4 separate regions of the Homo sapiens genome follow, and regions 2, 3 and 4 are each linked to region 1. The links are chromatin contacts, found by Hi-C or POLR2A ChIA-PET in ENCODE. All regions are on one chromosome and are shown on one strand. The core of a region is the stretch at or near the end of the contact, and the rest is flanking DNA. Distances in the headings are between cores, read along the strand shown. Region 1 holds the start of GTF2B (general transcription factor IIB). Region 2 overlaps LRRC8D (leucine rich repeat containing 8 VRAC subunit D). Region 3 has its middle 25 kb from the start of LRRC8C-DT. Region 4 holds the start of LRRC8B (leucine rich repeat containing 8 VRAC subunit B).

Region 1 (3,095 bases), core at 309-2,808:
GACGAGGTCAGGAGATCAAGACCATCCTGGCTAACAGGGTGAAACCCCGTCTCTACTAAAAATACAAAAACAAAATTAGCCGGGCGTGGTGGCAGGCTCCTGTAGTCCCAGCTACTCGGGAGGCTGAGGCAGGAGAATGGCGTGAACCTGGCAGGCGGAGCTTGCAGTGAGCCCAGATCGCGCCACTGCACTCCAGCCTGGGCGACAGAGCAAGACTCCGTCTCAAAAAAAAAAAAAAAAAAGGAAAACCCCAACTTTCCACACCTAAGTAACAAAAGAACCAGACGTTACTCCCTTTGCAACCCCCTCCCCACTACACAACCACACACACACACACACACACACACACACACACTTTAGCCGTGTGGCAGATGTGAAATTGAAAGTATCTCTGATTCGTTGCTTTCTGCAACCAATCAGACGCTTGCATAGGAGTGTAACTTTGTAACTTCACTTTAGCCTCTGATTGGTTGCTTTCCACAACCAATCAGACTGATTGTGGAGCCACTACTTCATTTACATAGGGTGTACACCATGTAACCAATGGGAAACCTCTAGAGGGTATTTAAACCCCCGAAAATTCTGCAAAAGGAGTCTTGAGCTGGTATTACCTTTTCGTTTTCAATAAATCTCTGCCTTTATTCCTTCATTCTTTCCTTAGTTTGTGCGTTGTGTCCAGTTCTTTGTTCAAAACGCCAAGAACGTGAATACTCTCCACCGGTAACTGTTATTGTTGTTAGTAATAGTGGTATTACAATTTTGACGTTAGTTTGGCTAATTAATAAATCTAGGGATATTTTGCAATATCTAGATGTTCTCGCAAGTTTTCTATATGTAGCTATCAGCCAACGTTACAAAGGCCGTGAAAAAAAAATGATCAGAGCATGGCCCATATCGTCGTGCCTCTTGTGTACACATTGGTTTCACGTAGTTTTGTTTCATCTTCTGCCAATTCTAAAAGGGTATGCAAGGCAAGATACCATAACCTATATAAACTTACATGACCTGTATAAAGGACGTGCCTAAGAAGACAACATGCTAGCTGATGACAGATCCTGAACAGACACCTGTTCTGGATGACCTAAGTGAGTTTCTCCTTTTATTTCAAATTTCTTAGAAAGAATCACCCTTGGGGCACGTAAGAACTGGCTCAAATGGGAGTGCCTGACGCGGGGTGGGGGGCTGGGGGCGGGGTAGGTGGTGGCCGTGAGAAGGTAGCCGTGAGAAGGTGGGAGAGGAAGGGGTGGTTAAACTATTAGGGATGCAGGCTTTGGCACCACTACGAAGCCAGGGTTTTCTTTGTGTTTTAACTGTCAGATTGAGAGTAGCTCTGTTGTAGCCCCTTTGCAGGGTTCCCATGAGACTTTTCCTAGGTAGTTACGTTGACTCGCTTAGCAACATAGCAAATTACAGAAACGGAGTAAGAACGTAAGAAATCGCAAAGCACGTGACGTATGGGATCTCACTGTTCTTGGCCCTTCTCCCGACCCGTAGCCCTGCTCTGCTACGACTGCGTGGGTGAGTCGTCTATAAAAACTCATCTCTGCGCGTCTCTTCGCCACATTCGCTTCCTGCTTTCGGTGTGTCTGTTGTGTCTTGTTGCGGGCACCGCAGTCGCCGTGAAGATGGCGTCTACCAGCCGGTTAGTATGTCCCGCCGAGCCCGGCGAGCTGAGGGGCGGGCGCGAGCGCCGCCGGCTTTTAGGCGGCCTCCGGGCAGCCTCGTAGGGCTGAGCGCCTAGGGGTATGGGAGAGAAGCGGCGGGACTGGCCGACGGGCCGGGACAAAGGCACTTCCAGACGGCAGGACTGTCAGGGTGTCGCAGGGGTTACCGAGCTGTTGACGTTATTGCCCTGGAGTCTTATGTAGATATCACCCTATGTGGGTCCTGGTGGGCTACTGTGTCCCCAGTCCTTGCCCTCGTATCTTTTCCCAATATTTCAATCTCCCTTTATTTTCTCTTCTTCCCACCCTCCCTCCTCTCCTCCCCCGCGCCCCCCCCCCCGCTTGTTTTTTTCATCTACGGCCCAAACAACCCGAGGGTCCGTAATTTCTCCTTTTCAAAGGAACGGGAAACAGTTAGTTTCAGGTTCCTATCGATCTGACAGCTAGGAAGTTGGGAACGTCAGCATTGGTAAGCCAGATGGAACCTGGTTGGTTACCATCACAGCGGGCCTCGGAAGTGGAAGCTAGAGCCATCGGAAGAGTTGATTAGTTCCCTGCTAAAGGATTTGTTTACAAATATCGTTGCCTGTGTACTTCTGAAGAAAATCTTGCCAAAGAAAATTAGTTATATGTGCTGGGAGGTCGCTTTTTAGTATATATTTAAGAATGCAGTGTACTCATATCTACAGGAAATGCATGCAGTACCCTCAGAAACAGCCTTTAATCTTGTGACCTGAAAAATGCTTGCAGACCCTAATTATGTCTCTCATTACCACTGTGAGGTAGATATTAGTATTTTTGCATAAGTGTAAACTGAGTCATGCCAATGTTGACTTTTCCAAGAGTCGTGTTAGAGTGTAGAGTCTAAGACAACCTGTTTCCTGTTATCCACACCTGGCCTTTGGTTAACTAATCCTGTGTTGAAAGTATCAAATTAATTCTACAGCTTCTGGAACTCTGGCACTATTTTTCTGACCCTGCTATCATCTGTGGAATTGGTTAATTTCACAGTGAAAGCCATTTTTACAAAATAGCCTTTTCTGGTAACTGCCAAGACTTACATTTTATGATTAGAAAAGGAATTTGGGGTGGGAGGCAGCTTTAGCTAATATACTGTTTGAACAGAACTCATAAAGCCAGTGACACTCTTGTTTACTGATTCTGATTCTTGGATTGGATGCTCAGTCATTCTATCTGGGTGTTGTTCTGTCGGGTAAGGCCTCCTTGTAGGTAAATGGAAAACTTGGGCTCCCCAGATCACTCAAATACGACTTAAAATTCTACCATGGCTTTTTTTTTTTTTAATTCTATCATGGCTTTTTAAGTCTGAAATTTTTTTCTAGATATGTGCAATTTATGTATCATAGCAGTTATTGCTCAAGTTTTTCTATCAGTGACAACAAAGAAAGTTAAATGCAGTATTTTTTATTT
Region 2 (3,095 bases), core at 156-2,655, 950 kb before region 1:
AAGGCTAGGCTTTCACTGGGGGGAGAAGTCAATCTGAGTTATTCTGGAGAAAGATTGGACCTGCCAGGGAAATAAAGATGCAAAACGTCTGTAGCATAAAACCAACCCTAGTGTTTTATTCTCCTATGAACATTTGAGATGGAACACGATGTGGAAGTGAAAGTATAATCTACCTGGTGAATTTGAGAAAAGTCACTCTCAATTTTACTTTGATGACAAATGGAATTAATAAAGATGCCTGGCTCATATGTTAAAGTACCTTCTGTCTCAGCGAGGAGGCCTGGCTCAGAAACCACAGTGGAGTTAACAAGCCAGACACCAGACTAAACATCTCAGAACTCGCTGCTGTGCCTCATTCCTGGTCCCTACCTTTCCGGTGTGTGCCTGCATCATTAATTCCCTCTGTTTGGCATGGCCTGGCTTTCCCAAAACAGAAACCAAGGAACCGGGGTCCTCTGTTTCAGCAGCTGAAGAGCTGATTTCTGAGCATGGACACTAAGATTCTTTTCTCCTGTCCACCTTACACTTCACCCACAACTCATCTTCTTCCTCTTCCCTACGTCCCAACCCCTTACCCTCCCACCACCCTGCCTCCCAGGACATTTATGTGTATGACCCCAGACCAGTAAGGGAGGAACAAAGAGCTGCTGCTTCAGGCAGCAGCAGCTGGAGGAGAGGGTGGAGAGGGCAGCTGGGGACTCCAGGAAGACTCCCCGAGCACTGGCAGCTCCAGCGCAGCCCGGGGCAGTCCAGCCTGGAAAGCGCCCTAGTGGAGTCCTCGCAGGCGGCTCCGCAGCGCACGCCCAGGGCCTTCCGCCGGCCCGAACCCAGGGCGGCAGCAGCCAGAGTTTGGCAGAGACCCCGGGTGAGAAGCCAGTGGTGGGGGGCGGGCAAGTGAAGCTGCAGCACAGAGCTGGAGATGCAGATCCGACACTAGCAGTGCTCCGTGCCGCAGACTTCCCGACCCGCTCCCTGGACCCAGACCCGACCCCGCGCACCTGGACCAAGCGGCCACCCTGTTCTCTCAGGGCGCTCTCTGGGGACGCGGCTTGGGCGAGCTCCGGAGGCTGGAACCACGGCGACAGGAGACTTCACTCCTCCATCCTGAGACCCGGCAGCACGTTATAGACAGCCGTGCACTTCCTGTTTGAAAACACAGGGGAGAGAAAGAGCTAGAGAGATCCAAGTGTCGGCAGCGGGGAGGAAGGAGTGCAGGGCGGCGGGGAGGCAAGACCAGGGGGTCACCGCTTGCATAACTGCCATGGTGGGCACCCAGCGCTCCCCTGGCCGTGGCGACCCCGCCGCACCGGCTGCCCGCGTGGTGCCGAGGTGGCGCGGCCTCGGCCCGGGCCCCCCCTGCTGGTGGCCTCGCTGCCAGCCACCCGCCCGCCCGCTCGCTCACAGCCCTTCCGTTTGCAGCTGCTGCTCGGGTTCTCCCCTCCCCACAAGTACCTAGATCAATGGACTCCACGCTTCCTCCGCCGGTGCCCAGTGTGATCGGCCTTCTTTTTCTTCCTTTCTTCACCCTCCCAACCCCCACCCCTACCCCCCAGAAAATAATTACCTCGGGGAAGGTGTAAAGACAAGACTGAGCCTTTGCAGGGGAGTAGGGGCTGGATTTATGCAAATTTTTAAAGTTCATAGCCACATCCCAGTATATCCACTACAGCTCAGCAGCTGTGAGAGATTCAAGATGGGAAATTACTTGTCTTGTGCCTCGCTGGCTCAAAAGAGAAAGCGTGCACACAGCTGCCAACACAGAGCAGCCAGGAACTGCAAAACAGTAACAACAACAAAACTACATAGTATCCTCGGTTCCTCCTAGGGTCTCTACTCAGATCAACCTGTCAACCTCATCCTCACAGTCTACCAACATTTATATATACCAATTCCACATGGAGCATAATCGCATGGTGCATTCTTCCAGAAAATGATTCCGTAGTTCTCTGTGCTATGTAATCACAGAGAAGTTCCATAGTCCTGGGATTACATTCATTCATTTTGTTGAACTCTGACTTAAGTGGACTTCAGTACAGTGTTAAAAAGAGTACACAGATGGCTTAAGAATCTGCTGTATGTAGAGTGTGCTGGCTATGGGGATTCGCATTTGTAACCTGCCTGCCCTTACATGCACAGTCTACCAGGTTAAAAAGCGCTTACAGGACTGTCTCTTGACAAACGGCTCCTTTTATTATCAAGCTGTTGGCATTCATGGTTCCATACTCAAAATGGAGAATGTAATACAAACAATAATCATTCTACATATGAAGCTCAGTTTTGACTGAAGCAGAAAGGAACGGATAGATATTAAGCTCCTACTCAGTGCTAGACAACATCTCATTTTAAATCCCTCTTGGCCTTAATATTTTCCAACAGATCTGCAAAAGTCATATTCCCAAGTGAGGAAACAGGGTCAGAGAAATTAAAAAACTGTTCCCATGGCTCTGGCAGAAAGTGGTCAAATGGAGAACTGAATACAGGTCTTTCCTGATTATAAAATCTGTACCATTTCCCCTACACTGCGAATTCCTACAATGATCACAAATTCTTTTTTTTTTTTTTTTTTCTGAGACAGAGTCTCGCTCTGTCGCCCAGGCTGGAGTGCAGTGGCGTGATCTCGGCTCACTGCAACCTCCGCCTCTCGGGTTCAAACGATTCTCCTGCCTCAGCCTCCCGAGAAGCTTAAACTACAGGCACACGCCACCATGCCCAGCTAATTTTTTTGTATTTTTAGTACAGATGAGGTTTCACAATGTTGGCCAGGATGATCTCGATCTCCTGACCTCATGATCCACCCGCCTCAGCCTCCCAAAGTGCTGGGATTACAGGCGTAAACCACCACTCCTGGCCAATGATCATGAATTCTAGGGAGAAAGTCCAGCACAGCAACCATCCTGTGATCCATCCCTTCATCTCTGAATGATCCTGCTACTTACCAGCTATTGCTGTTGTGGTAGGCAGTTTCTTTAACCACCTGAATAATACACACCTTAATTTCTCGGGCAGAGGATACTGGCTTTTTCCATTACCTACTGCTGGCTGTCAGCCTTTCCAGAATTACTTGGTGGCAAAAGTTCAAAAGGTTCTAGAATGGC
Region 3 (3,095 bases), core at 246-2,745, 720 kb before region 1:
GGCAGAGGACAGAGAGAGGATAGAGAGAGGACGGGGAAATGGTGGGATGACCCGCTACAGAGAGGAACTACCCACCTCAGTGTCTCCCGTCTGCTGAGAGCTGAGAAGACAATGGGATGACCAGCTGCAGAGAGGAACTACCCTCTCTGCTGACAGCTAGACACTCATCAGGATGACCTGCCTAGCAGAGAGGAGCTACCCTCTCTGATGAGAGCTGAACACTGGCTGAGATACCCACTGCAGGTCTCCTCTGAGCTGTTCTATCGCTCAAAAAAGCTCCTCTTTGTCTTGCTCACCCTCCACTTGTCTGTGCACCTCATTCTTCCTGGTCGCAGGTCAAGAACTCAGGGCCTGCCCAATGGCGAAGCTAAAAGATCTATAACCCCAACAGGGCTGAAACATGCCCCTTGCTCGCCACGTTGTGGGTGAAAAGGAGAGAAGAGCTGTGACCCTTCGGGAAGCCCAGACCTGGGAGCTCCTAGAGCCAGGGCTTTGACTCCCTCTTTGGGGCTCTGCAGTTCCTGATGTTTCCAAGTTTCTGGGTGCCACTACATTCCCTGGTGCCAGCCAAGGAAGCTGCTCGTGGTGCACCTGGTCCAGCTGCAGCCTCACAGAGAACCAGTGCCTGTGCTGGCACGTGGAGCTGCCCGCCCTGTGGTAGCAGCCGGCATGTCTGACTGCGCAGTGGCCAGACCCCATGCTCGCTTACACATCCCTTGCCACTCCACGCCTGACTCGCAGTCTCCCTTAGGGGCATGGGATCCAGACCGGTATCGTGAGCTGAGTGCAGCCTGCCAGGCTGAGTGGGTGGAACAAGCCTAGCGGGCCGAGCAAAACTCAGACAAAGGCACCACCAGCCACAGAGGTTTCCGGCCAGAAAAGTGACACCCCAAAGATCCCGTAACACTACCTCTTCAGATACATTGGCAATAGACCAGGACACGTTTTTAAAATTTTTCTTAATTTCTTATTTTTTCCTGACCCATCACCAACAGAAAGGTCACATTTTAAACATTCACAGAGACCAGGTCTAAGGTGAGTACACAGTGATGACAAAGTTTTGTTGGGAAAGGCAGACGTTCTGCACCTGATGCTACCTTAGTCCCTGCAAAGAGTCCTCACTTCCGTGACTAAGTGGAAATCAGCTACAATTACTTAAGCACGTCACTAAGGTTTTTGTAAATAAAAATTTCTGAATAAGAAAATTTGATACATTCTTCAGTTCTGGTGTTGTTACTAACGGTCTTAGTCAGTTTGAGCTGTGATAACAAGTATCCTAGACTGGGTGGCTTAAGCAACAGACACTTTGTTTCTCACAGTTCCAGAGGCTAGGAAGTCCAAGATCAAGGTGTTGGCAGATTCAGTTCTTGGTGGGGGCCCTCTTCCTGGCTTGTAGGCGGCTGAGTTTTTGCTGTGTCCTCACATGACACACACAGACAAAGAGCGAGCTGTTAGTCACTTCTTGTAAGGATACTAATTCTAACACGGGGCTCCACCCTCGTGACCTCATCTAAACCTAACTACCCCTCAAAACCCCACCTCCTAATACCATCACATTGTGGGTTAGAGATTCAATGTATAAATTCTAGGGGAAGACACAAACATTCAGCCCATAACACTAACAATCACCAAGGAACTCATATGTACAGAGTTTAGAAGTTAGCAAAGGAAATTCACGTAAATCACCTTATCTGAACCTCACAGTTGTTATCTGTGAGATAGCTATTTTTATTTTCCCTGTTTTGCAGATGAAGAAGCTAAGTTGAGAAGCATTCAGTGATTTCCCCAGGGTCATCTGACTAGTCAGTGGCAATGGTAGAGTGCAAAATCAGGTTTTCTGATTCCAAATCCCGTGTTCATTCAGCTGCATCAGGAATCAGGCCATTCCGCTCCTAGTATTAGCAGCAATAACAAAACAGGAACAGCAGCTGATGTGTATTTGGTGCTGTACCATGTGCCAGTCTCTTTAAAAATATTATCTCTCAGGGTAGATGCTAGCATTCTATTTTACATCCCCGAGAAAACTTAAAATTATCAGGGTTAAATAACTTTCCAAGATCACACAGCCAGTATATCCACAAAGCAAGTATTTGAACCAGGTTTGGCTGAGTCTAGAGACGATGTTCTTAATATGCCACTTTGCTAGAGTGGCCTTTGAAGTGCTCTTTGAAAGACAGTTTGTAAGATGAAAATATTCTTTTAGATATATTTATTGAGATTTTAGTCAGAAATGGATTTCTTGCCCATTAAAAGCACTAGTGCCCTACAAAGTGCTCTATTGAAAGTCCTATTTTTCAGGCACAACAGATGGAGGACAGATGTTTCTTTATGCTCTGAAAGGTCCACTTTATGTAGCTGACTATAATAAGATTGTATCTGGTTCCGAATGTTTCAGAGAAATGGTATCAGGCAGATCATTGTAAATGAAAGCCAAATCAAAGGCATTATTGCACAGATTTGATAGAAAAAAAAAAGCCAAAACAACAGGATGTTATTCAATGGTATGGGCGGAAACTTTTTCAGAGTTCATTCTGAACCACACAGACATTTTCAGATGTGTTCCACCCTAAGATTCAGCCTAGTGTCAGAGAAGTGCATGTATGCTTGATTGAGACTTGTGTGATGGGGTGAGGTGGTGGGGGCCTGGGGGTTGGGTGCCATAGGTGTGGGTAATGCAATACTGAACTTTATTTCAGTGTGATTTGGAATAACATGGAAAGCCTGGAGAATGAGTGGAAACTTTGCTGTGACTTAAGTAGACTTCGGATAAACAGGAACTTTCTATGAGTTCAGAAAACTTAGATGCCTGAGTGTATTTGAATACTCATTTGGGACAAATGATTAGACCTCTAAGATAATAGTTCCCAGCTTTTTGTGTGTATTGGAATCATGACTGCAACACCTGAGAAGGATTTTCAGGCCCAATACACAAGTACGCTCATGTTTTGACCAAGCTGACTTCCAGGTTAGAAAGTCCATTTGTATTCTACAGAGAATCATAGCATCTCAGAGCCTAAAAGTGGCCTTAGAGTCACTTAGCCCAACTATCCTCATTTACTGAAGAGGAAACTGAGGCCCCATGAGGGCTAGTGATA
Region 4 (3,095 bases), core at 225-2,724, 630 kb before region 1:
GTGGAGGTTGCAGTGAGCCGAGATCGCACTACTGCACTCCAGCCTGGGCGACAGAGTGAGACTCCGTCTCAAAACAAAACAAAGAAACAAAACAAAGAGCATTTGGGGTTCTCAGGAGGTGTAGCCTGTACACATAGAGGGTACTGGAATTGTTTAAAAAATTACACTGCAGTTTGACTTCTTTTCCATCCTCACTCCTACACCTAGGTTTAGGGGACAGAACCATCTGATAAAGATAAATCTGTTTTAAGATTTCTGGGGTGTTCTGCAAAGACTACTATATCATTTGCAAATAGGTTGTCTTTTAATAAAAATCATGCTACGTAATGTCTTCTTAATATACGCTGAACAAATTGCCTGTTTTAATTTGGCTATATATCTACAATTTAAAATGTTCATACTGTTATCTTTTACCAGTGGAGTGTTTTTTTGTTTGTTTGTTTGAAGTCTTTAGGCGAAGTGAATTTATTCAAGGAAGTTCACATGTCGGTTTTGTTCTTTTAGAGGGGTGTCTTTTTGACCACAAAGAAAAAAAAAGTTTTCCACAAATGTCATCTAACTAAAGGCAATCTATGGACTTTAGGAAGTCAGTTGAGCACACAGATTAATGAGCCAATACTGAGCCTCCTCCCTTCTGACCTCTCAGCACCTGCTCAACTAAGCTCAGGGGAAACTCTTGAGTCTTCTTCTTAAATTGGTAACGCTTGCCCTTTCTTTCTCAAACAAATCAACGCCCAACACCACCACCAAATTATAGGCAACCAACGCGTATCCAACAGCATAAAATAGTTCCCAAGAGCATAAAATAGTTCCCAACAGCGCCAGCGCAGGGGGCAAAACAGAGCGACCAAATGGGGGCACCCTCAGGGGAGTTGCGCTCATCTGGAGCGAGACGCCAGCCTGGGAAAGCGGAACCCCTTTCCCGCCCCGCCCCGAGGACTCACGCTCAGGTGCAACGCCGAGACTCCCGGGGGAAAGAGAGGTGACCGTCTCGGCGCGACCGCCCACACCTCTTGCTCCAAATGACCCCAGCACACAGGAGAGGTCCTCTCAGCGTGGGACTCCGTCTCTCCCGAAGGCAGGGAGCACAACGAAGCGGCCACTCGTCTCTGCAGCCGCGCTACCGGCCCGCAGCCTGGCTCGCAGGTGAGGCGTGAACAGGTAACCGCACCTGTTCGGCCAGCCCCACCTGCTGCGTCCCCGTATCCGGTCCTCCTCCTCCACCACCTCGGTCGGCGCGGCTCGCCCTCCTGGAACCGGGGTGTCACGCTCCGACCTACCTGCGCGACTCCAGCCCCGGACGCCCGCGCTCCCCGCGGCGTGCTCCTGGGCCGCTCCGGGCGGGCAGGCTGCGGCCCCGCGCCCGCACTTTCCCGGCTGCCGGAGGCTGCGGGCTCAGCGGGAAGCCCCGGCGCTGTCCGGCTCGCCGCCTCCGACCGGCTCCATTGTGACGCGACGCGTTCCGCTGGCCAATGGGCGCTCGGCGGCGCGAACCGCTGACTAAGTTCGCGGGTGGAGGAGGAGGGGACGGGGCGGAGGCAGGGCGCGGAGGCGGCTACCACGGTGGTGGCGGTAGCAGTGGCGGAGGAGGAGGAGGAGGAGGAAGAGGAGGAAGAGGCTGCAGTCGCTTCGGTAGCTGCTCCTGCTGTGAATTTTTCAGCTGCCTGGGCCTGAGTGTTTGCCCAGCTCTGGGGCTGCGGGAGCCAGTGACTCACCTATCACTGCTGGAAACAAAGCGCAGCTGCCATCTCCCCGAGCGCGCCATGTGGCCATCGCTGCCCCCTCGCCCAGCCTGGGGTCCGCAGGAGGTAGCGCACAGCCATACGCCCCGCGGAGCAGCTGGAAAGAGCGGGGACTGCTTTCCAGAAGCGGGAGGGAAATGGGCTTCGGCGTGTCCCCCAGGCGCGCCACACCGGTGACTTCGGCACTACACCGCGTGTGTCGGGCCCCAGCCTTCTCACGTGTGCGTCCCTGAGTAACTTGGCATTTATATAACGCGTGTTGGGCCCTGAGGGAAAGGTCGGGTGCAGCACGCGGGAACCTCCTCTTCGAAAAGGAAGTCCCCTTACTTTTCTTTACCCTGCTTAGAAAGATTGCAGGGCCCAGCCTCTGTGAGGGAGGGTTTACAGTTGTACCAACTAAGCGGCTTAAGTTCGATTCTGGCCTTCCAATACCATTGGCTTCTCTCAAATGTCGTTATCCTCAGGATAGGGAGGGGACCACATGGCCGAGGGGCGGTCCCTATACTCATAACCTGCCTTTCACTGCGATTCAACTGCAGAGACACCTCAACTACTGCCCGCTTGCTTCTCTCCCAAGTGGCACTGCATTTGAAGGCCAACAATATTCCTTACGAAACAGAATTAATCCAAACCCACAAATTCTAGGGACATAAATATTTTTATCATCCTCATCCATTTCCCCACTCTCACCCTTACCCCAGTTTTAACTCAGTCTCTGCCCTGGCTATTATCTTGAGCACACTGATTCAATTAGGCAAGATTTATGTCTTTTAGTTGCTATGGTGGTCACATCTCCATTTAAAAAAAGAAAGAAAAAACAAGTTTGTACCGGCATCTCCCAAAGGAATAAAATGAAGACGAACAGACTCAGCATTTGGGGCATCTGAGCAGTTTGTGTAAATGGGAGTATAGCAAATGCCCTATCGAGTTAATATGAGACAAGAGTTGTGTCTCAGACTGTTCAGATGAGGACTACAATTTGAGTCACCCTGAAAGGGAAAAAGAAGGCTGTCTTTGTGTCACTGATCTGTTCTTTTCTTGTTCACTCAGTCCATTCTGGAACTGCAGATATCTTTTTTCTGAGTCTTGAAGGAAAAGCTGAAAGAACATTTCTTCACTTGGTCATTCGATAAATTTTTATTGAGTTTATATGTGTGAGACACTGGGTATGCACAGATCTACAAGTCTAATTTAAATTTAGGTTTGATCCTTACAGGAGTATCTGAAATTCTCTCAGGGACTTTCTGATTAATTATTTTTGGTAGAAGAAAATTCTAAAAGACTCTGTCACTACTTTCACAGCCAGATTTACCCAAGTCTAAAATAGTGATTAAAAATTCCATCATGGATTTT

The links. A loop is a pair of places that touch in the nucleus more often than their neighbours do. ChIA-PET counts read pairs that join two places held with the same protein, here RNA polymerase II (POLR2A). Pooled maps may share reads with other maps.
Region 2: a map of B cell shows a loop between it and region 1 (7-fold over the local background). The contact joins the enhancer-like site here to the promoter of GTF2B in region 1. A Hi-C loop is called at or near these places in 3 of 168 maps with a recorded cell type or tissue (B cell, CD8-positive, alpha-beta T cell and naive thymus-derived CD4-positive, alpha-beta T cell) and 6 of 50 pooled maps.
Region 3: a map of naive thymus-derived CD4-positive, alpha-beta T cell shows a loop between it and region 1 (10-fold over the local background). The contact joins the enhancer-like site here to the promoter of GTF2B in region 1. A Hi-C loop is called at or near these places in 2 of 168 maps with a recorded cell type or tissue (both naive thymus-derived CD4-positive, alpha-beta T cell) and 7 of 50 pooled maps. POLR2A ChIA-PET finds 5 or more read pairs at or near these places in 2 of 52 experiments (CD4-positive, alpha-beta T cell and T-cell).
Region 4: a map of CD8-positive, alpha-beta T cell shows a loop between it and region 1 (24-fold over the local background). The contact joins the promoter of LRRC8B here to the promoter of GTF2B in region 1. A Hi-C loop is called at or near these places in 4 of 168 maps with a recorded cell type or tissue (B cell, CD8-positive, alpha-beta T cell, HepG2 and 1 more) and 12 of 50 pooled maps. POLR2A ChIA-PET finds 5 or more read pairs at or near these places in 1 of 52 experiments (activated CD4-positive, alpha-beta T cell).

The regions. Positions count from the first base shown.
Region 1 is chr1:88,890,030-88,893,124 of GRCh38, reverse strand. It overlaps GTF2B (general transcription factor IIB), which reads left to right and starts at 1,558. Exons shown (of 7, transcript NM_001514.6): 1 at 1,558-1,642. The coding sequence starts at 1,626. RefSeq lists an enhancer at 1,273-1,382.
Region 2 is chr1:89,841,686-89,844,780 of GRCh38, reverse strand. It overlaps LRRC8D (leucine rich repeat containing 8 VRAC subunit D), which reads right to left. Exons shown (of 3, transcript NM_001134479.2): 2 at 999-1,143. Among named protein-coding and RNA genes, the nearest start is that of LRRC8D-DT, 21 kb to the right of the region's middle. RefSeq lists silencers at 1,174-1,393, 1,917-2,211. Within about 2 kb of position 1,405, at least 37 of the 41 ENCODE cell types and tissues checked have a DNase peak (open chromatin) inside an H3K27ac peak, as active enhancers do; they include B cell and CD8-positive, alpha-beta T cell, where a contact is called at or near this core.
Region 3 is chr1:89,606,816-89,609,910 of GRCh38, reverse strand. No RefSeq gene overlaps it. Among named protein-coding and RNA genes, the nearest start is that of LRRC8C-DT, 25 kb to the left of the region's middle. Within about 2 kb of position 1,495, at least 12 of the 41 ENCODE cell types and tissues checked have a DNase peak (open chromatin) inside an H3K27ac peak, as active enhancers do; they include CD4-positive, alpha-beta T cell, where a contact is called at or near this core.
Region 4 is chr1:89,523,208-89,526,302 of GRCh38, reverse strand. LRRC8B (leucine rich repeat containing 8 VRAC subunit B) reads right to left here and starts at 1,474. Exons shown (of 6, transcript NM_001369817.2): 1 at 1,281-1,474. RefSeq lists an enhancer at 1-449 and a silencer at 1,151-1,610.